3 separate regions of the Homo sapiens genome follow, and regions 2 and 3 are each linked to region 1. The links are chromatin loops, found by intact Hi-C in ENCODE. Cell type or tissue: B cell. All regions are shown on one strand. Region 1 overlaps ARMH3 (armadillo like helical domain containing 3). Region 2 has its middle 8.3 kb from the start of HPS6. Region 3 has its middle 17 kb from the start of LBX1.

Region 1 (8,000 bases):
TAAAAATACAAAAAATTAGCCGGGCATGGTGGCACACACCTGTAGTCCCAGGGAGGCTGAGGCAGGAGAATCACTTGAACCTGGGAGGTGGAGGTTGCGGTGAGCTGAGATCGCACCCCTGCACTCCAGCCTAGGCAACAGTGCGAGACTCCGTCTCAAAAACAAATAAATAAATAAAAATAAACATACAAAAATTAGCCGGGCATTGTGGTACATGCCTGTAATCTCAGCTACTCAGAAGGCTGAGGCATGAGAATCGCCTGAATCTGGGAGGCAGAGGTTGCAGTGAGCCGAGATCACACTACCACACTCTAGCCTAAATGACAGCAAGACTCTGTCTCAAAAAAAAAAAAAAAAAAAAAAAGATATTTTGGGATTTGGCTTTCAATTCTAAACAGATCCAATTTGCTACCATATATATAACTAACAATGGCACCTCCCTGTCATAGTTCTGTACTGTTTATACTGCCTGGAAATGTTACTGCCACGGGTGGTATATGAAAACTTAAAGGAGAGAAAGAATAAAGAAGGTCATTTCACGTACAAACAGTGGGGAGGCAAAAAGAAAGTATCAAAGTTGGATTGTCTGTACTTCTTTACCAAAACAAGGTCAATCTTTGAGCTACAACATCAAATATTAACATAGATTGTTTTTAGGTTACAATATTCCACCAAACACACTCAGCCTATAATAGACCTCAAAATTTTTGGCAAAAATTCATAATTTCTTTTCTGTTGCCTTTTTCTTAGGTTCCAGCCATAAGATTTATGAAGGGGAAATTTTCACCGTTGTTGTCTTGAGGGAGATAAATCTTACGTATCCACCAAACTCCCAATTATAATACACTCAAAGCCTGTCCTTTCCAACTGGGAGTGGCTGATAGACACATAACAGTGAGTGAGTGCCAGGTTCACATTCTCATTCATTTATTCAACAAATATTTATTAAGCAAGTACCATGCTGGGCACTATGCTAGGCATTTAGTAGTAAACAAAATAGACAAGATCCTGCTTACATGTTTGGGTTCTCAGTCTCTACTCTCACTAATCTTAGGCAAACTGCTTCATTTCTCTGGCCTTAATTCCCTCATTGATCAAATGGTAACATCAGATAACATTACTATTTTACATTCATTTCAGTGCTTTATAATCACAAGGTGACATTTTTCACAAAATATCTCATCTGAGCCTCACAAGGACTCTGAGAGTGTGGCAGGACAGGCATTACTGACCTTGCAGGTCTAGCACTCCATGCCTCTACAACTACTCCCTGAGGAGGAAAAGCTAGAGTTATGTAAGCTTCTTTTACAGAGAAAATCACTGGACTGTCTTTTTCCAAAGTTTTCTTTGGAAATTTAGGAGGCCTGAAGGATAGTACTACAGACCAATTTAGTGGGAAAAATTAACAACTACGTAGGTTCTTTGTTGAACACAGCTATGCTCACTCTGAGAGATCTAAGATCATATTAACCAAGAAAAACAAAGTGGTGGTGGGCTCACCATCAGAGGAAGGCGGTGTGGTCCCAAGTGGTGTGACTGGGGTTGTAGGAGCAGGACTGACAGGGGTCGTCACCAAGCCCATTTCTGGATGGCTCTGAAAAAGATACACAGATGTGTAAGAAAACAGAAAATCCAGTTCTCCCTGAGTATCAAGTGCCTAATACCAATAAGGACTGGTATTCTGGACCTTATAATTTTTTTTTTTTGAGACAGCATCTTGCTATGTTGTCCAAGCTGGTCTCGAAATCCTAGGCTCAAGCACTCTCCTGCCTCAGCCTCCTGTGTACGTAGGACTACAGATGCATGCCACTGTGCCCCTAGTCTCATAATTAGAAAGCTCACTGAGGCTGGGCACAGTGGATCACACCCATAATCCCAGCACTTAGGGAGGCCTGGGCAGATCACAAGGTCAGGAGATCGAGACCATCCTGGCCAACACGGTGAAACCCCGTCTCTACTAAAATACAAAAAATTAGCCAGGCATGGTGGTGCATGCCTGTAGTCCCAACTACTTGGAAGGCTGAGGCAGGAGAATCACTTGAACCCAGGAGGCGGAGGTTGCAGTGAGGTGATATCACGCCACTGCACTCCAGCCTGGTGACACAGCAAGACTCTATCTCAAAAAAAAAAAAAAAAAAAGAAAAAAAAAGCTGAGAAGGGACTACTTCTGTATTTCGTTCTCATGAGTACTTGATTACGACTGATGCTTGCTAATCTCTAATAAGCTCTGTGTGCTAATTTATCTTAAGCAACTAGGTTCCCATTACATAAGTTTTTCTGTGGCACCACAGACATTTAAAAAAAAAAAAAAAAACTGGGGTCAACAAATATACAGGATTATTCTACAAGAGAGCAGAGAACATTTGCAATCCCATCCAGACCTGGGATCTCATCAGATCAACCTAAAACACATCAATAGGCTGTTCTGATAACCAAATAATTGACTAGCAGATGTAGATGAGTCAAGGGGATACCAGGTACTATAAAAAGAGCTATTCAGCCGGGTGCGGTGGCTCACACCAGTAATCCCAGCACTTTTGGGAGGCCGAGGCAGATGGACCACGAGGTCAGGGGATCAAGACCATCCTGGCTAACACAGTGAAACTCTGTCTCTACTAAAAAAAAAAAAAAAAAAAAAAAAAAATTAGCCAGGTGTGGTGGCAGGCACCTGTAGTCCCAGCTACTCGGGAGGCTGAGGCAGGAGAATGGCGTGAACCCGGGAGGCAGAGCTTGCAGTGAGCAGAGATCGTGCCACTGCACTCCAGCCTGGGTGACAGAGCGAGACACCATCTCCAAAAAAAAAAAAAAAAAAAAAAAGCAAAAGAGCTATTCAGATGGCGGCCTTCCTGTTCCACAACAAACAAAAGTGTGTGTGCCTTCATTGGGAGGCAAAGACATGGTGAGACACCCAGTAGGGACCAAAACAGATGACTCTTCTGTCCCTAACCTTTCTTAGCCATCCCTCCCACATCAGCTCTTGAGAATTAAGCTGAGTGATAGCTGTTTTTAACTTCCCTTTTCTTCCCTAACAGCTTTACCAGCACTTTACCTTCCTCACCTCTTCCTTTACAATCAGTTATAGGATTTGGAGAGCAGATAAGAAACGAGTGAAAATAATAACTAAAGTCTCTATGTTATCAGTCATGAAAACTCTTAAGTGTTCTATGAAGCAGATCTCAAACCAGCATGATGCTTTTTAAGCATGACCTTATTTTTGTGTTAAAATTCAAATCAATAGATTCCATATACATCTACCCTTTGAGAAAAAGCATAAGCAAACTTTCCCTTAAAATAACCCTACATACATATTTTAAACAGTCTGGCTTTAAGATAATAACACTTTATCAATTTTTTAAAATGGCTTTCATGGACAGCTCTTGAGTTCTTGGTCTACTTTAGTCCTCTTCTATGCCAATTACTGTGGCTATCCCTCAGGCATGTGACCCATCGCTCAGTATTCTGGGGGTATTTTTGTTTGTTTTTTTATTTTGTTTTATTTTGTTATGTTTTGTTTTTATTTTATTTTTTTTTGAGACAGAGTCTCACTCTGTCACCCAGGCTGGAGTGCAATGGCGCGACTTCGGCTCACTGCAAGCTCTGCCTCCTGGGTTCACGTCATTCTCCTGCCTCAGCCTCCCAAGTAGCTGGGACTACAGGCGTCCGCCACCACGCCCAGCTATTTTTTTTTTAATTTTTTTTTTATTTTTAGAAGAGACAGGGTTTCACCGTGTTAGCCAGGATGGTCTTGATCTCCTGACCTTGTGATCCGCCCACCTCAGCCTCCCAAAGTGCTGGGATTACAGGCGTGAGCCACAGCGCAGGGCCCAGCGCTCAGTATTCTATGACTTCCTTTCAATGTATGTAAACCACGTTATCTGTTAACAGCTAACCTTAACCTGGCCAGGATATTTTTTACTTTTTTCCTCTGGAAATTGGTGAGATAATAAGGTGAGTGGCTTGGCCTATTTTATCTCCAGTTGTAATTCCACAGTGGTGTGGAAAGCAGAAAGCCCAATATAAAAATCCACATAGCGGATAATACCAGGGATTTCTAGTGAGCAAAATGAAGTCATGACAATTCATTTGGGTTAACAGGATCAATAAATTGGCCAAAAAAACTAACTTTGCACGTTATTAGACCCATTTCAGCACCAATGGAAACATACATATTTGAGGACAGCAGGAAACAAAGGCAACTGATTCAACTCCTTGTTACTACCACTTACCAATGCAAAGCAGGGTTTAAACAAGTACAGCCAGATAGGCTTTTCAATGGAATTAATCGGTATGAAATTTAGAGAGAAAAAAACACTGGGATTTTTAATGTGACCAACCTGAGCTAATACTGTGATGAAGTTGCGATTTAAATGAACAGCTTCATAAAGTGCCAGAAGAATGGCCTCATTGGTTCTAAAGAAAAAGAGAACAAATTGGAGCAGTTTTTATAGTGGGGGGAGTTAAAACAGTATAACCATGAAGATAAGATTGGATTGCACCCCAGCGCCTCATTATCAATTCCTTTGCATTTCTAAAGTTCCCCTTTACTTGCCATTTGGGCGTATGCAAAAGTGTATAGGCAGGAGTCAGGGCCTTCACTTTAATTCCTTAGGACCAGTTCTCATCTACTTCATTATCTTCCCTCTGTTTTTCCACCTCAACCCAGTTAAGTCCTCAACTGGCTCAGACACCCATCCCTCTTTTGTTTCATTGCAGAGATAGTCTGGCAACAGTTGTTCAGCTTATTGTCGCTCAATACATATGAAAAGCAGAAATTTCTAAGGGTCCATTAATGTTCAAAACCCATGAAACATTTGAAAATCACCAAAAAAGTATGATTCTGTAAAAGATTAGCAAGAGGTAACACTGCACACTCTCATATCCAGCAGGACAGCCCACACTAAAGTCCAAGTCACTGCACAAGAATGTCAGGCACTTACTGTACTGAGATTTTCTCATGGGCATCTGCTATGAACATGCTGCCCACCTGTGGAAGAAAAGGGGAATTGCAAACTTATAGCAGGAGGATATGAGAGGAGCTTTATGCCTAGGAAGCCTTTTATCAGTGAAGAAAACAAGCTGCTTCCACCTGGGGAGAACTTGGAACTCTAGGCCATAAGTCACACACACCAAAACCAGCCCACTTTGAAAATCTTAAAAGACTCATAAGTAATAAATGAAATAATGAGAATCCTACTAAATCATCTTGCCTAGTAAATCATCTTGCCTACTAAATCACCTCGCTTTAAAGAAAAAGCCTAGTACTTTTGTCCAACTCTCCTTTTCAGTGTGTAAGTTTAGTCCCTCTGACAGTTAACCTACACATCTTCATCACTCTGTATCTTTCCTAGAAGTTGCTTATTTGAAGTCAGAAACTAACTTAGGAAAAACTTCACAGGAAGCAGGCTGACTTCAACCAACATAAAGCTATCTTTGGGAACAATATTCAGGTTTCAGACCAAAGCTGTCTATATGAGATCCACTCTCCATTTTTCAGATAACAAAATCTTTAGTTTGTGTCCTAGTCAGAGCAAGTGAATAAGTAAATGGAGTAGGCTGCCTCTAATGTGTATGATATCAGAAGCACTAAGATGCCTACACCCACTAAAAAATACCTCTTCCACCTCCTTAATTATGCTTGAAACTATACACAAACCTATGCTCCTAGAGCTTCATGTGTTTGGTACAAAACTTTCTGAAAACTTGACTGAAAGGCAGAGATATCTGGGAGCAGTATAATTGTATCTAATTCATTTCATCAAACACCAGTACAAAACTCATACTTCTCTAGCCCCTGAGAGACTTCACTCATTTACATTTTGGAGTTAAAGAGTTTATCAGGCCCCTTCCTGAGAACAGGCTGAGAAGGCAGAAGGAACAATTCGTAAGCAGTGGAGGAAAAAGAATTGCAGAAGTGGAGGAGGAGAGGGGGCAACTACTTCTTGCAACTAACCAAAAAATTGTCTTGCCCTAGAGCTGAATACTTGGATAATAATGCCCGAAAGACAGACTTTCTGAATCTGCCTAGATTCTAGAATCTCCTAGATTTATCTCTTCAAAATCAGTCCCAGATTATCTGGTACCAAATGCCAAGAAACCTTGCCCTGGAGTCTTGCCAGCTGGACCAATAACTTCCCTAAAATTCAGACCTCTAAGCCCAAACCCTAAGCTATTAGAAGAGTGGCACAGATCTACTGCACGATCGCTCAACCCTAGGACCAGCTATGAGGATCAAACAGCCATGGCAGACAGCAAAGGAGCATTCAGGAGAGCACTCAGATCCAAACCCTACTATACCGTGTTCCACAAGGTCAGTGCCTAAACGGAGCCAACTCTTTAGGAAGCAAATTCTGGCTTAATGTGTACCTTTTCTTTAGCCTTTAAAAAATTAATTAATTAATTAATTAATGTGGAAAAACTAAGTGCCAGAGAAACCAAAGCTCTCCTTTCCCCATCTCACTTGGTTTTGAATCTCACTAAAGGTACATCAAAAGTGGGGATTCAAAAAAAAAAGAAAGAAACTCAGTAAAGGAAATACACTCCCCAAGAAAATCTGCTCTGAGCAGCCTCTCTCTTGTCATCATGCCATCACTTCAAATATCTGAACTTCGGAGCCCGATTTGTCCACCCCTGCAGACCACACTGTTTCTGTTTTTTTCAGGAGAAAAAAAAAAAGCAGGACTTACCATATTTGTTAAAGCAGAGAAAAAACCACTTTGGTGTTCTTCTTCCTTGTCTTTATACTGCCTAAACAAAAAGAACTAAATTCAACTTTAGGATTGTTTATCAATTATGTCTTTGTCCTTGACATTTGGGGTAATCAGGGCAGAGCACTCTTAAAATTCTCTGACTCCAGAAAACTAAAGCATTATGACAATCAAGCATCATGACAATCCCTGCAAGCTAAGAGTCACCTGTCTGCTCTTGAGGTAGTGTGTACCAAAATGCCTGGCTACTTTGGGAGAGACTTAGACTTAGAAAGCAGGCTGCAAAAGTGCCCTAACATATAGCTGATCCAGTTACTTCTCAAACAATCTATTACTTGAAAAGTGTGACAGTAAAATTACTTTAGGGCTACAACACTGAAAATCTTGTTTCTTTTTAAAGGAGGAGGAAGGAAATCAGTAAACTAAACTCTCTGCAGAGATGGGACAGATTTGAAGTTCTGATACCCAATTGTGTGTGAGAAAAGTCTAGAGAGGAGCATGAAAGATCCTGCCTGGCCCTTGCCAGAATTAGGGATACTTCTGGTTTCCATTCACTAATGTCAGATCCTTCCAGCAAAAGGGAAAGCAAGCATCAATGAAGGGAGCCCCCAGGAGAAACAGGGACTCTGGGAAGTTGAGGTTCATTCCCAATAAATAAGAAACATCTGTCAAACTAGGGCTACCTAATATACTTTCTCCTTTTATATATTTTTTAAGATAACAAAAAAGCAGTCTCCACAACCTTTTTTACATGGAAAATACTTGTATGATACACTGGACTAAATGGAAGTGCCCACTTGTGGCTGGAAGACTAGTTAAAATGCTCTGTAATAAAATACCAAAAGTTGCAAAGGAATGTGCCTAACTGCCTAAAGAGACACTAATCTGGTGGCTACTTTTCCCCTGGTGTTAAAAACAATCCCTGCTAAGGCCATCAAGCAAAGCTAGAGCAAATACATCTGCCAGGGGCTGTACATCTGAATACTCTTAGACTAGGTAAGGGAATTTGACCCAAGAACTCTAACAAAACTCTAACAACCAATTCAAATGAAAATCAGACCCCCTTCCATTCTGGAAAGGTGGACTTACCTGTTGTACTCAGATAAAGCCTGAGCAATTACAAGTCCCATTCCCTAGAAGGGAAAAGATAGCACAGGTGAAATAAGACAGTAGCCTTTGGGAGTTGGTGATGATGCTAGAACAAGGTCAGAAAGAACACTAATTAGCCCAAGAAGTCCTGCCTGAAAGTTGGCGACAAGGACAGAAATTCTGAGAGGCACTGTCAAAGCATCAAAA
Region 2 (8,000 bases), 65 kb after region 1:
TCACACTAGCCTTATCCTTCCTTTCAATGTGGAGGGTGCAAGTGATCCCAGCTGCATCTCAGGACTTTGGAAGACAGCTCAGGGATGCAGGACTTTGGAAACAGCACAGGGATCACCGTGTGACTGAGTTTTAATGGAGTTCCTGAGAGGGTTATCAGACAGAGGTCTCTGAATAGGAGGGTGGAGATCTTAAGCCAAAGTCCTTGGCCTTGAGTACCTGAGAAAGGGGTAAGTTCTGGCATTGATGGGTTTCTTATTTATTTATTTATTTATTTAATTTAATTCTATTTTTTTTTTTTGAGACGAAGCTTCACTCTTGTCCAGGCTGGAGTGCAATGGTGCGATCTTGACTCACCACAATCTCCACCTCCCGGGTTCAAGCGATTCTCCTGCCTCAGCCTCCTGAGTAGCTGGGATTACAGGCATGCACCACCACACCCAGCTAATTTTGTATTTTTGGTAGAGATGGGGTTTCTCCATGTTGGTCAGGCTGCTCTCGAACTCCTGACCTCAGGTGATCCGTCCACCTTGGCCTCCCAAAGTGCTGGGATTACAGGCATGAGCCACCATGCCCAGCTTTTTGCTTCTGTTTTTAAGAGACAGGATCTTGCTATGTTGCCCAGCCTGGAGTGCAATGGCTTATGGGCTCAAGCCATCCTCCTGCCTCAGCCTCCTAAGTAGCTGGAACTACAGACACAGGCCACTATGCCTGGCTTGGTTGCCTTTTTTCTTTTCTTTTTTTTGAGACAATTTCTTGCTATGTTGCCCAGGCTGGACTTGAACCCCTGGACTCGAGCACTCCTCCTACCTCAGCCTCTCAAGTAGCTGGGATTTTAGGAACATGCCACCGCACCCAGCTGCTGAAGGTTTTGAGTGGTGAACAAGGTCTCAGATCCAAGGTCCACAGGCAGGACTGGAGTAGGGGGGTCTGAAGTCCCTGGGAAGGTGAGGGGAGGATCCTAAGCCAGTGGGCAGGAGCATTTCCATAGGTGTGCCTCACCTCAGGAGCTCTCTCAGGTTCACATGGCAGTAAAGCTAGGCACAAGGAGTACTGCACAGTAGTCCCAGCAAGCATCCTGGGTGAAGGCGAGGAAGCAGGGCGCAAGGCTCCTTCAACTGCCTATGTGGCCTCAGGGACCCAAGCCTCCCTTTTTCTTTCTTTTTTTAATTTTTTTTTTTTTTTTTTTTTTTTGAGACAGAGTCTCGCTCTGTCTCCCAGGCTGGAGTGCAGTGGCGCTATCTCACCTCACTGCAAGCTCCGCCTCCCAGGTTCACACCATTCTCCTACCTCAGCCTCCTGAGTAGCTAGGACCACAGGTGCCTGCCATCACTCTGGCTTTTTATTTTATTTTATTTTATTTTGTATTTTTAGTAGAGATGGGGTTTCACATGTTAGCCAGGGTGGTCTGGATCTCCTGACCTCGTGATCCGCCCACCCTGGCCTCCCAAAGTGCTGGGATTACAGGCATGAGCCACTGCGCCCGGCCTTTCTTTTCTTTTCTTTTTTTTTTTTTGGGGGGAGGGGATGGAGTCTTGCTCTGTCACCCAGGCTGGAGTGCAATGGCGCAATCTTAGCTCACTGCAACCTCCGCCTCCCGGGTTCAAGCGATTCTCCTTCCTTCCGAGTAGCTGGGACTACAGACGTGCACCACCATGCCCGGTTAATCTTTGTATTTTTAGTAGAGATGGATTTTCACTATGTTGCCCAGGCTGGTCTTGAACTCCTGACCTTGTGATCCGCCCGCCTTGGCCTCCCAAAGTGCTGGGATTACAGGCGTGAGCCACCGCACCCGGCCTATACTGGCTTTCTAATTGGCATCCCTGTCTCCTCAAATCTAACCTTGGTTACCGAGAGTATTGTATACTACAGCAAATCTGATCAAGTTCATCACCTACCCCAACATTCAGGGTAAAGGCCAAACTCCTAAGAAAGCCATCCCTTCCTTTGTGTCTGGCCCTGCCTCTCCAGTCTTCTCTTCCAGTCTTCTCTTTTTTTATACTGTGATTGCCTAGTTATTTGTTCATTTCCCTGATTAGTATACAAGTCCCTTGAAGACACAGACCATGGTTATTTGTATTTTGGTATCCTCAGCATGTATCACAGTGCCAGGTTCATAGTAGGTTTAATTATTATTGTTATTATTATTATTTTTGAGACAGAGTTTTGCTTTTGTTACCCAGGCTGGAGGGCAATGGTGTGATCTTGGCTCGTCGCAACCTCTGCCTCCCGGGTTCAAGCGATTCTCCTGCCTCAGCCTCCCAAGTAGCTGGGATTACACTCATGCACAACCATGCCTGGCTAATTTTGTATTTTTAGTAGAGACGGGGTTTCTCCATGTTGGTCAGGCTGGTCTCGAACTCCTGACCTCAGGTGATCTGCCTGCCTCGGCCTCCCAGAGTGCTGGGATTACAGGTGTGAGCCACTGCGACCAGCCTAATTATTATTGTGAATGCAGGAACTGACAAGGCCCTATGACCTGGGGTGAAAAGAAGGGATTAAGCTCTGGCCTGTAGAGATTCTCTGGCTCTCTTCCTTTCTTTTCATAAGCCAGACTGACTCTTTGGTTGATCCAGCCCTGAAATTGATGGCAGTAAGTCAGGTGGATCTGAAGGCAGAACCTAGCCACCAAGGACAGTGGCAGGGGTGAAGAAGCCACTGAGCTCGGACCATCTTGGGAGTTGAGGTGGAGGTGAAAGCAATGGACATAACTGGTACTACCCAGTGCCCCCGATCCCCAAACCAGGAGAGTTTGAGAAGGGATAGGAAAGCCTGAGTCAATGAGGTTCCAAGGAAGAGACTGGTGACAGGGGCTAGTGGAAATTGTGGGTTGAGGTCAAAGGTCTGGAAGATCGATCCCTACGTTGAATATGGCCATCCAGGCTGGGCACTGTGGCTCACGCCTATAATCCCAGCACTTTGGGAGGCTGAGGCAGGCAAATAGATTGAGCCCAGGAGTTCAAAACCAGCCTGGGCAACATGGCAAAATCCTGTCTCTACAAAAAAACAAAAAAATTAGCCAGGTATGGTGGCACACGCCTGTCGTCCCAGCTTCTCGGGAGGTTGAGGTGGGAGGATTGCTTGAGCCCAGGAGGTCCAGGCTGCAGTGAGCTGTGATCACACTACTGCACTCCAGTAATAGAGTGAGACCCTGTCTAAATAAATAAATAAATAAATAAATAATAAGGCCCTCCAGGGGCCATGTTCTTCCTAACCTGTCCTTAGGAAGTGTTCACATTGTGTAGATGTAGCAGTTTGGTTCACACTGACCCGGGTAATCAGGAAAAGAGGAGAGCCAGAAAGGGGGGAGGAAGGAGCTCTAGATTCCCAGGTCTATAAGGAGCCACCCTGGGCTGGAATGCTTGGCAGCCTTACTGCCCCAGAATGAAGGGGAAAAAGTCCTGAGTGGCTCCACTATGCCACCTCAGTCTCTTCTTAGGCACAGGCTCCCCCTGGTGGTTACTCTTGTCACTGCCAACTCCACCCATTGCCCTCAAACATGCACACTTGCCCATTTTTAACTAAGAACTGAGGAAGCCTCTGGATGTAGTAAATGGAGCTTCTCTTAGAGCAAGAGAGGAGAAGAGGGAAGGAGAGATTCAAGGAACAGAATTATGGAGAAGGGAAAGGGCCCTGGACTTGTACTAGGATGGTTATCACCCAGAAGAAAGGGGACCTGGGCTGGCAGGATTCTTCGTCTCCAGGATTGGAAGTCTATTCCAGCTACCAACCTGACTTAGATAATTTGGTCCAACTGGGGAGGAAGTTGAGGGCACACAGCAGAGTTTCCTGGGAGGGCATAGCAAGTTCACATTTTATATGAATTTGAAGTACAGGAAGATGCTGGGACTTTTTCAAAATAAATAAAGTCTCACTTAATGCACGAAATGTGAAATAGAGGTGAGCCCCCCCAATAAAAATATTTTCCAGAATCACAATTTCAGGGCTCACAGACCATGAGAATTATAAGCTTTGCTTACACTATTACTGCATGGGTTCCCATTTCTGCTTTAAATAAAAATTCAGGTGGGGAGAGAGAATGAATCGGGCTGTGAGGTCAGGACTGAGTGCCTAGGGTCACTCCCAGTGGTGGATAGAAGACTTAGAGTGCTTTCTCCTGTAATTCCCAAACAGAGGGCCTGGGCCTGGCTCTGAAGGTCTCTGCACAAGAGCAAGACAGGACAGGAGCAAGAACAAAGGCGAGGAGAGACAGAATCAGAGAGATGAGGAAGAAGATGGGGCTGGACTGGATGCAGAGAATGAAAAGGAGAGACAACAGATGGGCATGGGGAGAGGGGCCTAGGAGGGAGAAACAGGGACATTTGCTCACTCTGGGGAGCAGAGGAGGCTCTCAGGTATGAATGCTGGGAGGATGAAGGAAGGCACAGAGAGAAGGTCCTTTGGGGCCTGTCACCAGAATTATGGCCAATGCATAAAGCCAATGGGGCAGCTGAGCTAGATCTGGTCTTCCAGAAGTTTCCATTATCTAGAGAATAGAGGAAAAGGGAAGGAGCTGTGATTGGCTGAGGAAAGGGGAATGGTGACCTCCACCAAGAAAGTGGAAGACCCATCTCATCCTGGGCCTCCTGGAGGCCCTGGAGGAGCAAACTGTTCAGGCTTTACATAGATTTCAGGTCCTCAGGCTTTGGCAGCCATTTGGATTCCAAGGTGATATGCAGTCATCTCAAATTCTATTATTTTTGTTTTATTCTGGAGAAAAGTAGGGAAGGTGGGCATTGCCCTTATCCCTAACAGCCCCAGGCAAGCTCTAGGAACAGCCCGGAGCCTCAGAATTGAGGGGCAGGCCTTTCCTACAGAGCCCTGTTGCTGGGGTGGGAAGGCTATTGGGAGCCACAGTAGAGAAAGGGAAGGAAGGGTAGACTGAGGGGAGGTATTGGGTCAGGGGGACACAGAGATCCTAGGCCAGGTCCTAGGACAGGGCAGGGGGGATGCTGATCTAGGTATCACTGAGATAGTTGTCCAGATGGGAAATCAAGTGACTGCTTATGACTGACTAGATAAGCTCGTTGTTCTCATAGCTTCTTTGGGATAGTGGAGGGTCAGTGTGGGGTATGGAATTTACAGGGAGCCTAAGGAGTGGGGAGGGACACATCAGCAACCACTTCTTCCCTCCACCATACTGGTCAGACCATAGTGAATTCCCTAGTGAGTAGGTCTCCCCTGTGAATATTGGGAAAGGGAAGGACATAATGTGGCTTTTCTGGGAATAAAGAAAGGATTGCAGCCAGGCGTGGTGGCTCACACCTGTAATCCCAGCACTTTGGGAGGCCGAGGCAGGTGGATCATGAGGTCAGGAGATGGAGACCATCCTGGCTAACACGGTGAAACCCCATCTCTACTAAAAATACAAAAATTAGCCAGGCGTGTTGGTGGGCGCCTGTAGTCCCAGCTACTTGGGAGGCTGAGGCAGAAGAATGGCCTGAACCCAGGAGGCGGAGCCTGCAGTGAGCCGAGATCGTGCCACTGCACTCCAGTCTGGGCGACAGAGCGAGACTCCATCTCAAAAAAAAAAAAAAGAGTTGCTTGGGAAGAAGAGATGGAAATGGCTCCAAAGTGGAAGGTTGGAAGTGGATAGCCAGGAAGCATCAAACCAGAAAAGGGGAGTCAGAAAGAGAGCGAGGATCAGGCATGGTGGCTCACGCCTGTAATCCTAACACTTTGGGAGGCCGAGGTGGGTGGATCGCTTGAGGTCAGGAGTTCAAGACCAGCTGGGAAACATAGTAAGACCCCCGTCTCCATAAAAAATACAAAAAATCAGCCAGGCATGGTGGTATGCACCTGTAGTCCCAGCTACTCGGGAGGTTGAGGTAGGAGGATCACTTGGGCCTGGCAGGTTGAGGCTGCACTGAATCGAGATCATGCCACTGCAGCCTGGGTGACAGAGCAGGACCTTGTCAGAAAGAGAGAGAGAGAGAGAGAGGGAGGGAGGAAAGGAGGGAGGGAACACTGGATTTCCTAAACCTCTGTGGCTTCTCTAATAAATGATAGAGTTTCTCTTTGTAGAATGCAGCACCTTCCCAGGTGGCCCCAGAAAACGTTGAAGGGTTGTGGTTTTGTTTTCATGGCAAATCTAACTGGAGCTGGGAATGGGCTCTTGATCCCATGTTTCTCACTCTGTTAGCCTGTTCATCATCCCCTTAATATCAGCAGTCAGACCCACAAGGGGTAGAGACCTCAGTGCTTGGCATGAGGGAACACCAGAAGAGAACTTGAGGTCCATCCATTTTTCTCTTCTGAATAGTGTTTTGGAATCTAAGCTCCAAGGGGTCAAGGAGGCAGGGGACAGCTGAGGAGTCATCAATAAAACAAAAGGTCTGGGAGCAGTGTAATCCTAGCTACCAAGAGGCTAAGGCAGGAGGATCACTTGAGCCCAGGAGTTTGAGGCTGCAGAGAGCTATGATCTTGCTACTCAGCCTGAGTGATAGAGCAAGACCTCATCTATTAAAAAAAAAAAGGCTGGCCGGGAGTGGTGGCTCATGCCTGTAATCCCAGCACTTTGAGAGGCCGAGGCGGGGGGATCACAAGGTCAGGAGATCGACACCATCCTGGCCAACACGGTGAAACCCCATCTCTACTAAAAATACAAAAATTAGCTGGGCGTGGTGGCATGTGCCTGTAATCCCAACTACTTGGGAGGCTGAGGTAGGAGAATCGCTTGAACCTGGAATGAGAGGTTGCAGTGACCAGAGACTATACAACTGCACTCCAGCATGGGCAACAGAATGAGACTCCATCTCAAAAAATAAAATAAAAATAAAAATAAAAAAAGAAAAGAAAAAGAAAACAAAAGAGCAGCAGATCTCAGTCAGTTGCAAGTCTGCCCTGTGCCTCCCAGCTCTGTCGCCCAGCTTCAGTTGCCCATCATACCCTGTCAAGCCCTGGTCACCCCTTTTCTTTCCTCACATCTATCCCAGGTCAGTGCTCATATCCCTGTCTCTCAAAGGGATGGATTCTGAACTTGTGCATATTAATAGTCAAATCCACAGAGTCTATCAGTACACCAAATTTCTTTTTTTTTTTTTTTTTGAGATGGAATCTTGCTGTCACTCAGGCTAGAGTGCAGTGGCGCGATCTCAGCTCACTGCAACCTCCGCCTCCCGGGTTCAAGTGATTCTCCTGCCTCAGCCTCCAAAGTAGCTGGGATTACAGGCGCGCAGCCACCACGCCTGGCTAATTTTTGTATTTTTAGTAGAGACAGGGTTTCTCTATGTTGGCGAGGCTGGTCTCGAACTCCTTACCTCGGGTGATCCACCCTCCTTGGCCTCCCAAAGTGCTGGAATTACAGGGATGAGCCACCACATCTGGCCCCAATTTTTTTTTTTTTAAATGATATGGAGCCTCGCTTTGTCACCAGGCTGGAGTGCAGTGGCGTGATCTTGGCTCACTGCAACCTCCACCTCCTGGGTTCAAGCAATTCCCCTGCCTCAGCCTCCCGAGTAGCTGGAACTACAGGTGTGTGCCACCATACCCGCTAATTTTTTTTGTATTTTAGTATGGATGGGGTTTCACCATGTTGGCCAAGATGGTCTCCATCTCATGACCTTGTGATCCTTCTGCCTTGGCCTCCCAAAGTGCTGGGATTACAGGAGTGAGCCACCATGCCTGGCCAAATTTCTTAAAATTTGAATTCAGCAAATCTTCTGTTTCATCAATTCTGTTGACATCCCAATGTCTTCCAGCTGCGTATTCACAATGATGGGGGCAGATGGTAGAAATGGGATGGTAATGTAAAAGTGGGATCTGGAGCTCAGAAGATACCCCCATCCCATACCTACTACAACATCTGTGCCTTCTTGTTCACTATTTTTGGGGTACCATAGAGAGACTACGGGTCCCCTGATAATATCGCAATTTTCTCTAACCCCAACTCCATGGGACTGATTATAGGAAAAGGGAGATTGGAGGTCAGCCCTACTAAGACCTCCTTGGACTGAGATTCTTTAGTCTTTGTGGCTCTCCTAGAAATATTTCCTTAAGGGGT
Region 3 (8,000 bases), 800 kb before region 1:
GAGTCAACTTGCAATAAAAGCCTTTCTTTTCTCAAAACCTGGCACATTGAGCAGACAGCCCCCTTTGGCTCATAACAATTGTATATGAGAATGATGCAGCTGCCCCGGGGAAGAGAGAAGAAACTGCTAATTTCCCACCAGTATCCATTCCTTCCTTGTTTTGTTAGTATGCCTGAGTTTTGGTTGGGCACATGATCACATGACTAAAGTTTACACTCCCCAGCCTCCCTTGCAGCTTATTGAGTCAATACAACCAAATTCTGATTGATGGTTAGGACGAGGTCAGATGTATGCCACTTCTGGGTTATGACCTTAAAGGAATGGGTGTGTGCTCCCTTTGCCCTTTCCTTCTTCCCACTGAGTGGGAGGCAGACATGATGGCAGAAGCTAGAGCAGCCACTTTGAGCCCACCAGTGGGAGTTACCATGAGCCCCAAACAATGACTGACTATGACTGACTGTAGTAGGTGCTCAATAAATAATTTTGGAGGGTCCTAACTCACTTAATCCTCACAATAATCCTATGAAGTCCAACCAAGTTTACAGGTAAGGAACCTGAGACACAGGTTGAGTAATTGCTATAAGGTCACCAAGGGCAAGATTTGATTCCAGGCAACCAGGTTCCAGAGTCCATGCTTTTAGTGATGACAACATATAGAACAGAGATCTATACACTGAACTGTTATGTGAAAAAGAATAGACACCTATCCCTGTTAGTCTATGTATTGGGGGACCTCTTTGTCACAGCAGCTTAAATATACCTTAACATACCCTCTGTGTCACCCCAGAGGCAAACATAGGTCTCCCCCTCTCCACACTCCCCCTAGGGCCAGTAACCAAGCAGGCAGGCTCCTGGGAGGCTTCTGAGAGGGCTCCCTAGGGGATGAAGTTTCCTAATTGGTTCAATTTGTTTTCACTCCAGACTCTATATTCCTAAAAATCAGAAAAGTCTTCATCCCACTTGGGTCTCCAGCTGCTGAAGTACCATGCACACTCACAAGCCCTCCCTTTCCTCCAACCTAGCAACACAAAGACATGGGTACACACACACTACACCCCAATGAGAAAACAGCCCTTCGTCTCCAAAGGGTAGTGTTTTCTCTGAGTTCTTTAAATTAACTAACATTTCAATAGTTTTGCGGTTTACAAGCTATCGCCATGGAAAAAGGGCCTGGTAAAGTAACCAAGAAATGTTATTAAGTGAAAAAAGTGAATTTCAGAATAGGACACATGCTCTGTTCTTATTTCTACACATATATGCACACATCTATATGTTTGCAAAAATGCAGCTCTGTCTGTGGAAGTAGTGGCTGCTCATAACCACCGTGGGAGATGGAACCGGTCTTAGTATCACCCGCCTTTACAGATGAGGAAACTGGCTTAGCGAGGCTGAGGAACAGCTAGAAGGAGTGAGACCCGTGCTTTGCTCCCCTGCCCCACAGTTCAAAGCCCTGCTCTTTCTATTAGACCTATCTCCTGTCATTCTAAGTCCATGTCACTCTAGCTTATTGTCCCCATAGTCTGCCCAGCTCACTGCTCCCTGCCCCATCTTTGGAAGAAAACCAGGGATGTGGAGGGGGCATCTCTGGGAGGGCTATTCTGGGAGGCCTCACTGTCTGCTTATGATCAGTAACGCTAGGTATTCCAAGGCAGTAGGTCTCACCCCCAGGGACAAAGAAATCCCAATAGCTGGAGACCATGACAGAAATGTACTACAGCTCAGCCTGTGTATTTTTAACACGTTCCCCAGAACTTGATGTGAGTTTCTCAGTGACTGAAACTGATATTAAGTAAGCCCAATTTTTTTTTTTTTGAGACAGAGTTTCCCTCTTGTCACCCAGGCTGGAGTGCAGTAGCACAATCTCAGCTCACTGCAACCTCCGTCTCCCAAGTTCAAGCAATTCTCCTGCTTCAGCCTCCCGAGTAGCTGGGATTACAGGTGCCCACCACCATGCCCGGCTAATTTTTGTATTTTTAGTTGAGACGGGGTTTCACCATGTTGGCCAGGCTGGTCTCGAACGCCTGACCTCAGGTGATCCACCCGCCTCAGCCTCCCAAAGTGCTGGGATTACAGGCATAAGCTACTGTGCCTGGCCCCAATTTCTTTTTGAAGAAGGTAATTGGCATGGGTATTTTCCTTCTTTCTTCCCCCCACAGAGATCAGTTACATATCTTTGGTGGGAAAGGTGAGCTGGGAAGAAAAGCCCACTCAGTGTGGAGCCCTGGGGAGCTGCAAATAAGAGACCCTCACATGCCCACAAGGATGAGCTCTCTGAGGGAGGGGACTGCCCTGCCTGGACTCCAATCTCGGGATCATTCCCCCTTCTGTCTCCAGAGCTCACTGCTCAGGCCAGGAGAAGGTTTCCCTGGGCTTACCAACACCTCTACATCTGGCACTGAAATTCTTGAATAGTCACCAGCATTTGGACTAAAATGTGCCTTTTGCAAAGCACCCTGTGAAGACATTAGCTCATCTGACCCTGAGTGCACCCCCCTGAGACAGGGAATATTATGGTCAACTCACAGATGATGAAACTGAGGCTTCGAGAGATGAAGTGACTTGCCAAAGTCCCACAGCTAGGAAGTTACAGACTTAAGCCCAGGATATCTGATCCCACATATCAGGTGGATTTCCTCATTTGGAAGTCACGCTGGGGAGGAGTAGATGGGAAGGGGAGAGATTCTGCAGTTCTCCCAGAAGAGTCTGGGAAAGGGAAAGAAGGAGAAAGAAGGAGTAGGCTGCTTCATAAAGGGAAGATTCTCAGGCCCCACTGATTCTATTTCAGTGGCTATGAAGTGAGGACCTGAAATCTGTGTTTTCAAGCTCAGACTAGCCAGCCGGGCCCATCAACAGCTCTCCCTTGCTGCCCTCCCATCCTGGGGGAAGGGAAGAGGGACACGAGGTATCCTGGCTCTAGTGCAGTGACTCCAGGGACCCCAAGATGTCCATTCTGGGAGGACACTCTGCCAGGGAAAACTACTTAAGACCCCAAGAGAAAAAGGATGGAAACAGATGGAAGGGGGACAGAGGATCTCCTTCACCTCTTTCCCCACCTAAGGCTTGGGGCTCAGGATTCTCATTTTCCTGCTACTTACAGTAAGTGGAAATTCCCAATACTTGTGGCTAATCTGTGTCTAGGGGGGATTCCCGCTCTCTGGACATGGCAGGTGGGCAAGAGGGGATTGGGGACAGAGTTCTGGGAGACTTATAAACAATCACAGAGCATTGCCTCGAATGAAAGGCTGTCACCAGATCTCAGGTCGCAAGGGACTTTTGAAGCCCAGTACCCCTCCTGTCACACAGTAAGACACAGTACTCCCCTTTCTCTAAGGACAGTCTCAAAATCGAGGACAAAGACCTAAAGCGACCTTAACAGACTGCCTCCTCCCACACCTGCCCAGGGGTTCTTCCCACTCTGATCCTTGCTTCTCCTAAACGTTCAGGGCTGGAGAAGGTCCTGCAGTTGGGTGGGAGCAGGTCTCAGGAGTGGGTCTTGGGTGAGTGTGGCTCTGCAGGGTCAGGAGTTCAGTGTCAAGACATGGTGGCAGCCTGAGCCTGTGTAAGGGAGTGTTTGGTGCACCACAGAGTCAGTACATGTGTATGTCAGGCATGTGAGGGCCCTCATGGGGCATAGAACTTCCTGCTGCACTCACTACCTATTAGGTTTTCTGCCAGGATGTCACCAGAAGCTCAGGGATCTCTGGCCCTTCTAGAAGTGCCAGGCAGGGCTGTCGCCACCTCTTACCACTTTTTATCTACTCTGAACAATTCGCGCAAGACCCATGGACTGAGCCTGGGTTGGCACTCACTCTTCCCCTGACCTTTCCATCTGCAGTGTGCTAGCTGGGGAACGTGGCCCGTCCGTCAGGCCTGATGATCACACTGTAGAGAAAGAAATTTATTTTTATTTATGCATTGTTACATTTATTTATTTATTTATTTATTTAGAGACAGCATCTTACGCCGTCACCCAGGCTGGAGTGCAGTGGCGTGATCTCGGCTCACTGCAACCTTTGCCTCCCAGATTTGAGTGATCTTCCTGCCTCAGCCTCCAGAGGAGCTGGGACTACAGGCATGCGCCACCACACCCAGCTAATTTTCGTATTTTTAGTAGAGGCAATTTCTCCTTGTTAGCCAGGCTGGTCTCGAACTCCTGACCTCAGGTGATCTGCCGGTCTCAGCCTCTCAAAGTGCTGGGATTACAAGCATGAGCCACTGTGCCTGGCCTATGTATTTATTTTTTTGAGACGGAGTTTTGCTCTTGTCACGCAGGCTGGAGTGCAATGGCATGATCTCAGCTCACTGCAACCTCTGCCTTCCTGATTCAAGTGATTCTCCTGCCTCAGCCTCCCGAGGAGCTGGAATTACAGGCGCCCACCACCACGTCCGGCTAATTTTTGTATTTTTAGTAGAGACAGGGTTTCACCATTTTGGCCAGGCTGGTCTCGAACTCCTGACCTCAGGTGATCCACCCTCCTCGGCCTCCCAAAGTGCTGGGATTACAAGCATAAGCCACCGCGACCGGCAATTTCTGCATTGTTACTTTTAAGTGACAAGTAAACATTGTATATATTTATGCTGTGAAATATGATGTATATACTGTGGTGCAGGGGAAGAAATTTCTAACCTCCCAGGTATCCTATCAGCTGGGAGGAAGCTGACCCCACAGCAGGAGGGAAAGAGGTAAGATTAGCACAGAACTCACAGTGCGGGTGGAACTCAGCAACACTGAGTCTCCCTTCCCTGTGCAATCCCATGAAGATCGGAGGAACCCTTGTGCGCCTTTGGGAAAGGGACTTCCTCCCTATAGGCAGGAGGGTAGCTGAGATGACCGCGAGCCAGTTAGAGGAATTTCGCTGCCTCCAGCCCCGCAGCCCGCCGCAGTGCCAAATAACAGACGGCAGAGGGCGCTCCTACCTAACCTTTCCCATGCCGCGGAGGGTGCGAGGACCGGAACTTTGCGAGCCGAGAAAGTTCTGATTTTTTTCCGCAGTGTTCTGATCTTTGCCCGCAGTGTACCGGGGATTGAGCTGGGGGCCGGGCTCGGGTAGGAATAGGGATGAGAGGGGCTCATAAGTAGACCCCCCCCCCTTTTTTTTTTGAGACGGAGTGTCACTCTGCCGCCAGGCTGGAATGCAGTGTGGCGCGATCTCGGCTCACTGCAACCTCTGCCTCCTGGGATTACAGGCGTGAGCCACCGCACACGGCCAGAGAACCCCCCCTTTTTTTTTTTGCTCCCCGCCAGCAGAGACATGGGGTGGTCCCTTCCTCAACCCCACGCCAAACCCAAACCCTGAAACAGTGTCCCGCACATCTGCCGGGTCCAAGTGAGAGTCCCCTAGCCACACCCCTGCAATTCCTTGCGGCCCTCTACTAAAGGCTCCGTTCCAAGAAGTGAGGGTGAGAGGTCGGGCGCGGTAGCTCACACCTGTAATGCGGCAGCTTTGGGAGGCCGTGAGTTATGATCATGTCACTGGACTCCAGCCTGAGTCAGAGTGACAGACAGAGACCCCTGTCTCTATTTTTAAAAAGAAGTCCGGGCACGGTGGCTCACGCCCGTAATCCCAGCATTTTGGGAGGCCGAGGTGGGAGGATCGCTTGAGCCCAGGAGTTCAAGACCAGCCTGAGCTATATAGTGAGACCTCGTCTATACTAAAAGTTAAAAAAAAATAGCCAAGCGTAGTGGTGCGCGTCTGAGTAGTACCAGCTACTCAGGAGGCTGAGATGGGAGGATCGCTTGAGCCTGGGAGGTGGAGACTGCAGTGAGCCGAAATAGCGCCATTGCACTCCAGTCTGGGCGATACAGTCTCAATAATAGTAATAATAATAATAATAATAAAGTGGGGGTGAAGCGTGTTCACTCAGGAGCTTGTAGTTTGGGAGTGGGACCGCGTCAGGATGGCTATCCGGGCTCCGGATGGGTGGGGAAAGGGGTGGCTTAAGGGCGGGCACTGCTGCTGAGCGTCAAGTACCGCTAGGTGGCGCTCGAAGCCCGCGTCACAGAGAAGCGGGGCCTTTCGAACACCTGTGCTCAAGAGGGGGCGGGCTTGGAGACCCGAGAGGGCTGCAGGAAGAAAGAGCCTGGACCCTAGGATCCTCCCTGAAACAGCGGGATGGCCTGGGTACATGGGGCCATTGGGCAGCCATCGTTCTCCGGAGGCTTAAAAGGGGCGAGGTGAAGAGGGGGGCAAAAGCGTGGCAGGCGCTGCGAGGGAGAGAGGAGGCATCCCCCGGCCTTCCCCAGGACCTGGAGGGGTGGGAGACTGTCGTCGGCACACCTGCCTCTCTGAATTTATGGATTCCGTTCTGAGGCTGCTAGGAGAAGAATTCGGGGTCTTAGAGGCCACATTTGGCCCAGGAGTCAAACATACAAGGGCACGCTCATCTGTTTTTCTCCCAGGATACGCGGGTCTGTGTATGAGCAGCTGCTCTGAGCTTGCGACTGGGAGGGCAGAGGGTGTAGACTCCCGCGTCCCGGGGCTCCCTTCCTCGCTCTTCCTTCGGACACCCACAGCAGCTGCTCCTGGGGAATCTGCCCCCAAGTTTCGAGGAACTGCCCCCCAGCGCCCAGGAGGAAAGGGGAATGGGGCTGTAAACGTGTCTAATTCAGACCCGTTATCCAGATCGGAATTAGTTTCTCGCGGACACCTCCGCGCCGCGGGCCATTCTCTGCCTGGGGCCTTTCTTGGACCGATCCATAGGGCCTCGACTGGCTTCCACGGCGCTTGCAAATTAGAGACTCTGATGCCTCAAATTTGTGGGGTCCTGCCTCCAGCTCATCCCCCTCTCCCGAGGCTTGGCCTAAAGGCACCATCCCTGCCACTCCTCACCCCCTGAATTCAGTCGGGGGCCTGTGTGGAGGGAAAGGAAAACCTGGAGAGACCAAGTGGCTGCACTGCCACCGCGCAGGCATGGATCCTGCCTGGCCGCCGTCTGGGAACTCGAGATCCGAGGAGGGGCAAAAGCCGCCGGCGCCGGGGTCAGGCCTGGTGGACCCGAGCTCCTTGGTGAGACCTGGACCCACCGTCTTCTCCTTCAAAAGCACAGGGTGGCAGCGGGGAAAGGATACGTTCCCATTGAAGGGGCGATGGAAAACTGGAATCAGAGACTGAAGGAGGCGGGGCATGGGACCCCGGAAGATGCCTCCCAGACGTTCCAGGCCTGCTTGCCCGGCTCCGGAGGTCTTAGCAGCATCCTCGGAGGTTGCCAAACACCTGGGAAGGGGGTAGGTGGAGCTTGAAAGGACTCTGGGTCTCTCTTTGGGAATGCAAAGTCCCCTCAACTCTCCTGGCCCTCCCATCCGCCCCCCACCCGCGCCAGCGTGTGGTAGCCCCGAGCCTAGCACGCTGAGATGTGGGAAGGTGTGGGTCTGCCCAGTGGGTGGCCCCGACAGAACGAATCCGAGGTCCTGGGAGGAATTGGGAGACGTGAAGAGTTGGGTATCTGCCGCCCCAAGGTGGGGCCATCCGCTTGGCAGTTTCGGCTCTGCGGGCGGCGCGGCCTCGCGCGGAATCTAGCCAGCCCCTGAGAGTCCCCGCCCCCTCCCCGAGGCCCAAGGTATTAGTGCTGCTTGATCAGACCTCATTTCCTGCGAAAATGGAAACATATCCAGGGTCCTTAATAAAGTGAATGACGAGGCTTCGGTGTAATTGGGCTTCCGTTTGGTGGCTATTTCCTTAAACTGAGAGTGGAAAAAAATGTAAACTCACAGCGCTCAGATGTAATTATATGATTATCAAAAGGAGTGCAGGATGGATTAGCCGAGCAACGACCTAGAGTCTGAGAAACGGGCAGGCACAAACGCTTACTCAGACCAAGGGACCCAGAAGTCCCGGACTTCCACACCAGCCCCGCATCCAAGCGCGCGCCTTTGAAACCTTCGGCCTCTCCTGCCAGCCAGAGACCCGCCCTGCCGTTGCCATCGGGACACGCGGGATCTTTATTTATACGCTGGGGTGGGTCTTTTCCTTCCTCGCAGAGGAGGAGCGTCCTCTAAGGCA

What was found. Peaks named below come from ENCODE experiments on the same cell type or tissue, not always from the same donor. Only the 100,000 strongest peaks of a DNase experiment are listed, where the experiment ranks them.
Region 2: a loop joins it to region 1, with 11 times the contacts of the local background. A loop is called at or near these places in 22 of 110 quality-filtered maps.
Region 3: it touches region 1 in a loop (6-fold over the local background); 6 of 110 quality-filtered maps call a loop at or near these places.

Annotation. Positions count from the first base shown.
Region 1 is chr10:102,005,040-102,013,039 of GRCh38, forward strand. ARMH3 (armadillo like helical domain containing 3) reads right to left here. Exons shown (of 26, transcript NM_024541.3): 10 at 7,794-7,837; 11 at 6,684-6,744; 12 at 4,938-4,984; 13 at 4,335-4,410; 14 at 1,501-1,594. Among named protein-coding and RNA genes, the nearest start is that of ARMH3, 47 kb to the right of the region's middle. RefSeq lists an enhancer at 4,808-4,877. In B cell, CTCF peaks have their summits at 4,986 and 5,186; DNase peaks (open chromatin) are centred at 2,332, 2,962 and 4,982; H3K27ac peaks cover 4,466 bases.
Region 2 is chr10:102,069,631-102,077,630 of GRCh38, forward strand. No RefSeq gene overlaps it. Among named protein-coding and RNA genes, the nearest start is that of HPS6, 8.3 kb to the left of the region's middle. In B cell, CTCF peaks have their summits at 3,467 (motif pointing left) and 3,679; a DNase peak (open chromatin) is centred at 3,441.
Region 3 is chr10:101,208,912-101,216,911 of GRCh38, forward strand. No RefSeq gene overlaps it. Among named protein-coding and RNA genes, the nearest start is that of LBX1, 17 kb to the right of the region's middle. RefSeq lists enhancers at 5,797-5,866, 5,877-5,926, 7,777-8,000 and a silencer at 6,027-6,076. In B cell, CTCF peaks have their summits at 4,907 (motif pointing right), 5,960 (motif pointing right) and 6,172; DNase peaks (open chromatin) are centred at 4,910, 6,010, 6,720 and 7,710; H3K4me3 peaks cover 1,822 bases; H3K27me3 peaks cover 7,591 bases.